Linked DNA regions of Homo sapiens: all the other regions are linked to region 1. A link is a loop called in an ENCODE intact Hi-C map of the cell type or tissue named here. Cell type or tissue: Panc1. All regions are shown on one strand.

The links. Peaks named below come from ENCODE experiments on the same cell type or tissue, not always from the same donor. Only the 100,000 strongest peaks of a DNase experiment are listed, where the experiment ranks them.
Region 2: a loop joins it to region 1, with 4 times the contacts of the local background. A loop is called at or near these places in 48 of 110 quality-filtered maps.
Region 3: it touches region 1 in a loop (3-fold over the local background); 3 of 110 quality-filtered maps call a loop at or near these places.

What each region holds. Positions count from the first base shown.
Region 1 is chr1:12,657,930-12,660,429 of GRCh38, reverse strand. The region is part of intron 2 of AADACL4 (arylacetamide deacetylase like 4); the gene reads right to left. Among named protein-coding and RNA genes, the nearest start is that of AADACL4, 15 kb to the right of the region's middle. In Panc1, CTCF peaks have their summits at 1,033 and 1,264 (motif pointing right); a DNase peak (open chromatin) is centred at 1,269; H3K27ac peaks cover 655 bases.
Region 2 is chr1:12,274,319-12,276,818 of GRCh38, reverse strand. It overlaps VPS13D (vacuolar protein sorting 13 homolog D), which reads right to left. Exons shown (of 70, transcript NM_015378.4): 19 at 1-994. Among named protein-coding and RNA genes, the nearest start is that of VPS13D, 46 kb to the right of the region's middle. In Panc1, CTCF peaks have their summits at 163, 362 and 1,281 (motif pointing left); no DNase peak of the experiment used is centred here.
Region 3 is chr1:12,479,586-12,482,085 of GRCh38, reverse strand. All of the region lies in intron 67 of VPS13D (vacuolar protein sorting 13 homolog D), which reads right to left. Among named protein-coding and RNA genes, the nearest start is that of SNORA59A, 26 kb to the left of the region's middle. RefSeq lists an enhancer at 374-892. In Panc1, no CTCF peak of the experiment used is centred here; a DNase peak (open chromatin) is centred at 1,145; H3K27ac peaks cover 2,500 bases.

The DNA of each region.
Region 1 (2,500 bases):
ACTTAGACTTAATAGGGCCAGGACTAGGGTGAGGTAGGCAAGACATCGCCTTGGGTGCAAAATCAAGGGAGCCCCACAACACTCAGCCATACAGAAAAATAACATTTGGATGCAATTAAGAAATCACAATTAATGCCAAAAAATTGTATGTTGAACAAAATATCAAAATTTTAAATAGGCTTGGCTGGGTGCAGTGGCTCACACCTGTAATCCCAGCACTTTGGGAAGCCAAGGCAAGAGGATCACTTGAGCCCAGAAGTTTGAGACCAGGCTAGGCAATATAGCAAGACCCCGTCTCTGTAAAAATAATTAGGCCAGGCACAGTGGCTCACTCCTGTAACCCCAACACTTTGGAAGGCCAAGGTGGGGGGATCACTTGACCCCAGTAGTTCAAGACTAGCCTGGCAACACAGGGAAATGCCGTCTCTACAAATAACTGAAAAATTAGCCAGGCATGGTGGTACATGCCTGTGGTCCCAGCTACTCAGGAGGCTGAGGCAGGAGGATCACCTGAGCCCAGGAGGTTGAGGCTGCAGTGAGCCATAATTGCATCACTACACCCCAGCCTGGACAACAGAGTGAGATCCTGTCTCAAAATAAACAAACAAATACATAAATAATTACCTAGGGGTGGTGGTGCATGCCTGTGGTCCCAGCTACTCGGGAGGCTGAAGCAGGAGGATCACTTGAACCCAGGAGTTGGAAGCTGCAGTGAGCTGTGATCACGCCACTGCACTCCATCCTGGGTGACAGAGCAAGATCCTGTCCTTAAAATATATATATGTATATAAACAGGCTTCTATTTTTCACTTGCACACTTGCTGTGCCCTGTTGGGTCCTGCCTGTGTATACATTTTGACATTTTGTTCATCATAATTGTTTTGCATTAATATTTGTTTTTTTAAACATTGCATTAAAATATTACTTATCTTGATTAATGAATGTTTTGGCATCCTCTGAATTTGGAGCCTGAAGCAAGTGCCTCCCTCTAGCCCCGGCCCTCACCTAGAAGGCTCTTTTCCGGCTTCCAAAGGGCCAGATCCTCCTCATCCATTGAGCCTGAGGTCAAATCTGACTTCTCTGATGAGAAGAGCTAAATCGGAATGATGCTGTGAGATTCTCCATGCCACCTGTGTTATCATGATCTGCAATAACTTCAGTGTCCAGCTCCCTCAGGTGACTGTCAGGTCCATGAGGCCAGGAACTGGGTTCTGTTCCCATGACAACAGATCCAGCTAGAGACTGTCCTTCGTCACTCCCACCACCAGGTGGCAGTACATCCTAATCTCGGGGAAGTTATGTACCGGGAGAAGCCCGCCTTTTCCTATGGGCAAATTTTTCTCGTATGTGTCCATGCGTCGGTCCATACATCCATATCCATTTGTTCATTCGCAAGCTCATCCTTTCATCCACTTATTCCCCCATCCATCCATCTATTCATTCGTGCATTCATTCATTCAATTCAAAAAATGAAAACAACAGGCACTGAGGATCCAGCAACAAACAAAACTTCTTGCACTCTTCATTTTTAGTGGGGGAGTCAAGTACTGAATATGGAAACCCATGAAAGAACAAAATGAGCTCCGACTGTGTCAAGTACCTGAAGAAAATTAACAAGGATGAAGCCGGGGGTGGAGACCAGGGTGCAGGGCAGGGCAGCATCAGCGCTGGGGGTGGAAACGGGTGCAGGGCAGGGCAGTATCAGTGCACGGGGTGTACACGGGGGGCAGGGCAGGGCAGCATCAGCGCCGGGGGTGGATACAGGGGTGCAGGGCAGGGCAGCAGTCAGCAAGGAGAGTTCTTAGATAAGATGTCCAGGGAGGCTGAGACAGGAATAACACAGGGTGGTTACAGGAGAATAGAAAATTCCAGGCCACGCGTGGTGGCTCACCCGTGTAATCCCAGTACTTTGGGAGGCCAAGGCGGGTGGATCACCTGAGGTCAGGAGTTCGACACCAGCTTGGCCAACATGGCAAAACCCCGTCTCTACTAAAAATACAAAAATTATCCAGGTGTGGTGGCACGCGCCTGTAATCTCAGCTGCTTGGGAGGCTGAGGCACGATACTCGCTTGAATCCGGGAGGTGGAGGTTGCAGTGAGCTGAGATTGTGCAACTGTGCTCCAGCCTGGGTGACAGAGTAAGACTCTGTTTCGAAAGAAAGAAAGAAAAAGGAAGGAAGGAAGGAAGGGGAAGGAGGGAGTGAGGAAGGGAGGAGAGGGAGGGGAAAAGAAAGAAAGAGAGAAAGAAAGAGAGAAAGAGAAAAAGAAAGAAAGAAAGAAAGAAAGAAAGGAAGGAAGGAAGGAAGGAAGGAAGGAAGGAAAGAAAGAGAGAAAGAAAGAGAAAGAAAGAAAGAAAGAAAGAGAAAAAGAAAGGAAGGAAGGAAGGAAGGAAGGAAAGAAAGAGAAAGAAAGAGAGAGAGAGAGAGAAGGGGAGAAGAGAAGGCAAGACAAGACAATTCCAGGCAGCAGTTTCACACAATGAGCAAAAGGAAACTTGAAA
Region 2 (2,500 bases), 380 kb after region 1:
TCTTGCTCTTTGGTAAGAATTTTGTCAAGTGAAACACTAGTAGCTGATCGGTCGTTCAGTGTAGCTCCATCAGTTAAGTGGGCCACATTCGGTCCAGAGACAGGAGACTGGGCCCTGCTATCCCGAAGGCTTCCCGTTGGAATATCAAAGCTCAAGTTCTTATGTGAAGCCATCAAAAGGTCAAAATCAGCACCATATGTCTGCATGGTATCCACCAGGAGCAAACCATGAACAGTTAGGGAGACTTCAGCATCATAAGGCCTCTTCACAAAGTGAGCATTGGTACCAAACACCTTGAGCACAGAAATGTACCGGCCATTGCTCTCAACACCAAGCTGCATACAGTTCACTTTAAATTCCGCCAGGAGGAGCTGCGACTCCACCAGAACCTCGCGGGTATGCTGCTCCAACAACACAATGCTCTGGGTTAAATTCATTACGGAGTCTTGCAAACTTCCCCGCTGCTCCTCCTGGGGAAAAATCTTTTCTTTAATCTGAGTGTCAGAAGTTTTCATTTCTGGGGTGGTGAGGAGAGCAAAGCAATTCTTTAGTGCAGATATTTTATCTTCATTAATGTGGATTTTTAAGTCTGGTAAGTTGCCTGAGAGCACGGCTCCTGGATATTTGGGATCTGAAGTATAAATCAATCGACGCTCTAACTGTAGGTGAACGTTGAACTTCTCTACCACATGTGTTGGTCCCACGTCAATATCCTGGACATGCTTCCAATTGTCTTTCACTCGTCCAACCATGATCTGGAGGTCCATAAATGACAGCGAGTACCTCTCATACATCTTTGTGCTCATTAAATGTGCTTGAAGCTGTTCTTCACTGAACTCAACTCCAGAAAAGGGAGGTGTTTTCTCTCCGTTGCTGCTGCTTGACTCGGGAGGTGGGGTGTTAGGAGGTGTGGCCAGGGGGGTCTTATATTCATCATCACTAAACTGGGTCTCTTCAGATGCTGACCCATCCCTACTTTTCCTCCTGGAGTTATCTGAAGATAAAAAAAAGAAGATTCAAATATATGTCTGCTATTTCCCTCCTCTTTCCCTTAATGTAATAATTATGAAAGGTAGAGAATCAACCAACCCCAGTTTGTTTAAGAAAACTGAGGAAAACTCTTAAGCATAATATCTTTGTTTACCATTTTCTAAGTGTGAATTTACCTATAAATTTGGAAATCAAAACACAAATATAAAAAAGTATGGACACGAAAAAAGCTGGAGGCCCCCTGACATGAGCGCCACCTGCTGACCCAATGCTGCCTCCCCACTTCTCCCCTGCCTTGCCATGGGCGTGAGCTGCTTTCACCAACCCTTTCTTACGTCCCTCTCTAGAGTCTTTTATTTCTTTTCCTTTTTCTGTGTGTTCATTTGTTTCCCCCACTGGAATGTTCTTTTATTTCAGGTGAAGTCTCACTCTGTCACCCAGGCTGGAGTGCAATGGCACGATCTCAGTTCACTGCAACCTCTGCCTCTCAGGTTTAAGCGATTCTACTGTCTCGGCCTCCCAAGCAGCTGGGATTACAGGCATGTACCACCATGCCCGGCTAATTTTTTGTATTTTTTACATTTTTATTTATTTATTTTTATTTATTTTTGAGATGGAGTCTCATTCTGTCACCCAGGCTGGAGTGCAGTGGCATGATCTTGGCTCACTACAACCTCCACCTCCCAGGTTCAAGAGATTCTCCTGCCTCAGCCTCCCGGACAGCTGGGATTACATGTGCCTGCTACCATGACTGGCTAATTTTTGTACTTTTAGTAGACACAGGGTTTCACCATGTTGGCCAGACTGGTCTCGAACTCCTGACCTCAGGTGATCCACCCACCTCAGCCTCCCTAAGTGCTGGGATTACAGGCGTGAGCCACCGCACCTGGCCAATTTTTTGTATTTTAATAGAGACAGGGTTTCACCATGTTGGCCAGGCTGGCCTCGAACTCCTGACCTCATGTAATCCACCCACCTCAGCCTCCCAAAGTGCTGGGTATTACAGGCATGAGCCACCACGGCCCAGCATCCACTGGAATGTTCTGAGAGAAGAGAGGTCTCATCTTTCTTGGTCAACACAGTCTTCCTAGTGCCGAGGTAGTGCTTGGTGAGCGGTAACTGATCAATATGCAATTGTGTGGCCCCAGAGTCCACAATCAGCTCCTCTTTCTCCAGCTGAGCAGTGCGCCAAGACAACTATAAAAATACACCACTGGGGCTGGGCATCGTGGCTCACACCTGCAATCCCAGCACTTTGGGAGACTAAGACAGGCAGATTGCTTGAGGTTAGGAGTTCGAGACCTGCCTGGCCAACATGGCGAAACCCCATCTCTACTAAAAATACAAAAATTGGCCGGGCGTGGTGGCTCACACCTGTAATCCCAGCACTTTGGGTCGCCAAGACAGGTAGATCACTTTGAGGTTAGGAGTTCAAAACCAGCCTGGCCAACATGGCGAAACCCTGTCTCTACTAAAAATACAAAAAATTGGCCAGGTGCGGTGGCTCACG
Region 3 (2,500 bases), 180 kb after region 1:
GCACGGTCTTGCTTTCTGACCCTGAACAGCAGGAAGGCGGGCTTCTCTTGCTTGCAGTAACCAGCCAGCTTGGAGCAGCATGCCTCTAACCGAGGAACAGGAAGGGCTGGCTGGTCCCAAATGGACCCAGGTGCTCAGCACTCTCCCTAAAGTGCCATGAAGCAAGACACAGTTTGCAGACAGGGGTACTCAATGAATGGGCAAAAGCTCTCTGCCTCCTTGCTTGCCCGAAATTCCCTTCTGGCCAATATAGGGAGAGAGAACATCTGGAACTGGTTTTGAGGCTCCCCAGCTGCAGAGTCACTAGAGTGAAGGGGTTTACAGACTGTCCTTTCTGATTCTCATCAGGGTGAACTACAGCCTAGAAGACAAGCTGGTTCAGAGACCAAATCAACTTTGCTTTGAAATGTTCTCCTTTCCCCATCCCCCTTGAAAGCAGAATTAATGATCCAGGTGGTGGGAAATCAAAAAATAAAAGAGAAGGACTTGGGGTCACCTCAGGTGCATTTCTGTGCCTTCATAAAAATCAGATACACCCCTTGGGTCAGAGTTGACACCAAACCTTCAGAGCACTTGTCCTTCTAGGAAACAAGAACCAACAACACTGAATCCATTTGAACTCCTGGACTGTAGGTCTTGCCTCTACAAGCCTGGAAATCGATATATATAAAATGTGTTAGAACTTGGTGGAAGCCAGTGGGGAAAGAGGCTAGGCCCTTTCAGGTCAGGGAAGGGGTTGGGCACGGAGGGGAAAGACCCATCTGGTGACAGCTACGGCTCACACTACACTATGTGCCTTTTCTACTTGGCCCCGTTGGGTACTGGGATGCAGACTTGCAAGCAGGACAAACTGATCAGCAGCAGGCCCTGGGCCCCTGCCTGGGCCTCCCCGTGCCTCTGGGAAAAGCAGGTGCAGCCAGGAGTCGGCCAATGCAGAGGCAACAGCACCACTTCCTGTCATGCTTCTCTGAGCAACACAAAGCCTGTGCTCTAGACTTTCCTCCAACTGAGGGTTTGTTTCTCCCTCTGGACCTGGGGGCAAAAGGCAGACAGAGAGGGCAGGTGCCTGTGTCTTCCAAAGACCAAGTTCCTTGGGGTGGAGAGAAGCAAGCAGGCCTAGGGCAAACTTGAAGTTGACAAAGGAGAGTGAGTCACACAGAAGGCAGGAAATGAGTCTTCAGTTACTGCTCTTCATTGCTCCCTTTCCAAAGGATTGCTCAGATCCAAGAAGCTGAGACCAGACTTCCTTCTGCATGTTACATAAAGCACTGGGAACCTTCTAGTTAGTGCCCTCTTTGTCTTGAGATTTTTGCAGATAAGAATTTCCATAAATCCCAGTTAGTCAATCATCTGGCTACCTCATGGCATTTTTAGGTATGGTTAAACAGAACCAGAAAATTTCAAAAGAGCAGCAGAATTCCTTTATACAATTTAACCTTAAATACATGATGAGGAGAACCCTCAAACAGGTACTCCATTAAAAGTCAGCCAGTACCAACGTTTGCTGAACTTCAGGATTAGCAATCATGTAATGGAGTCCAGATCGTAAGTTAGCTCCATCCTGGGACTCACTACCAGAGCCAATTTCTAGGTTTTTAAAGCACTTTGACCATGGAATCATAACACAATCCAACAATCTCTGGGTTGGCCAGCCATTTAGTCTCTTCTCCTACCTCTAGAAAGCTTCTGTCCAGGATCCGTGGCACCCAAACAGAAGCTCTCCCTGGCCTCCAAAAGGAGATGGCTATGACATACTGAGCACATGCACCTGGGACAGTCTACTGCGGAGGCTTCTTGTACTGTGTACCAGCTGGAGTTCCCAGGTTACCGCCTGGTGAAGATGGTCTTGGCAGCATGGCAGAGCAAAGATGGGTTGCAGCAGAGAAGTGTCACTGCTATTCTGTGACAAACTGGCACACTGTGAACTTGGAAGGCTGCAGTAGTTCATTATTTCAGGAGTGGAATGGGGTACACAGGGATGGACCAGGGACAGCACAGCTCCTGGGCACAAAGCTTAGTGACCTGCTTCTCTAGGCACTGGCACTAAAAGGCCAGGGTCTCTCCATGCTCAGGCCCACTGCTGTTTGGCCCAAAGAGGCCCTTGAACATGAGCCCTTCCAAGCTTCCCAGCTATAGTATATCCCTCACACTGTCTCTGTGTTAAGCTGGTGGGCTGAGGGAATTCAATACATACCCTTCATTCGCATTGTGGGGTCCAAATTTTATAGTACCTCCTCTCCAAGTGAACCAGGGTCTTTGCACAAATCTTCTGGGCTATAGGCAGATATTAAGCTCCTACCCTTCATATCCAAGAATCGAAAGGAAGTAGACCTAACACTTGGTCAGATGCTTTGGATTGAAATCATGAGGTCTTTCGATGTGAGGGACCGAGAGATGGCCCAGAAGCAGCACAGAGATTAGGAGCATGTACTCTGTGTTCAGTTGGCCAGGGTCCACATTCTGGTTCCCTTCCTTACTACCTCTGAGATCTTAGACAAGT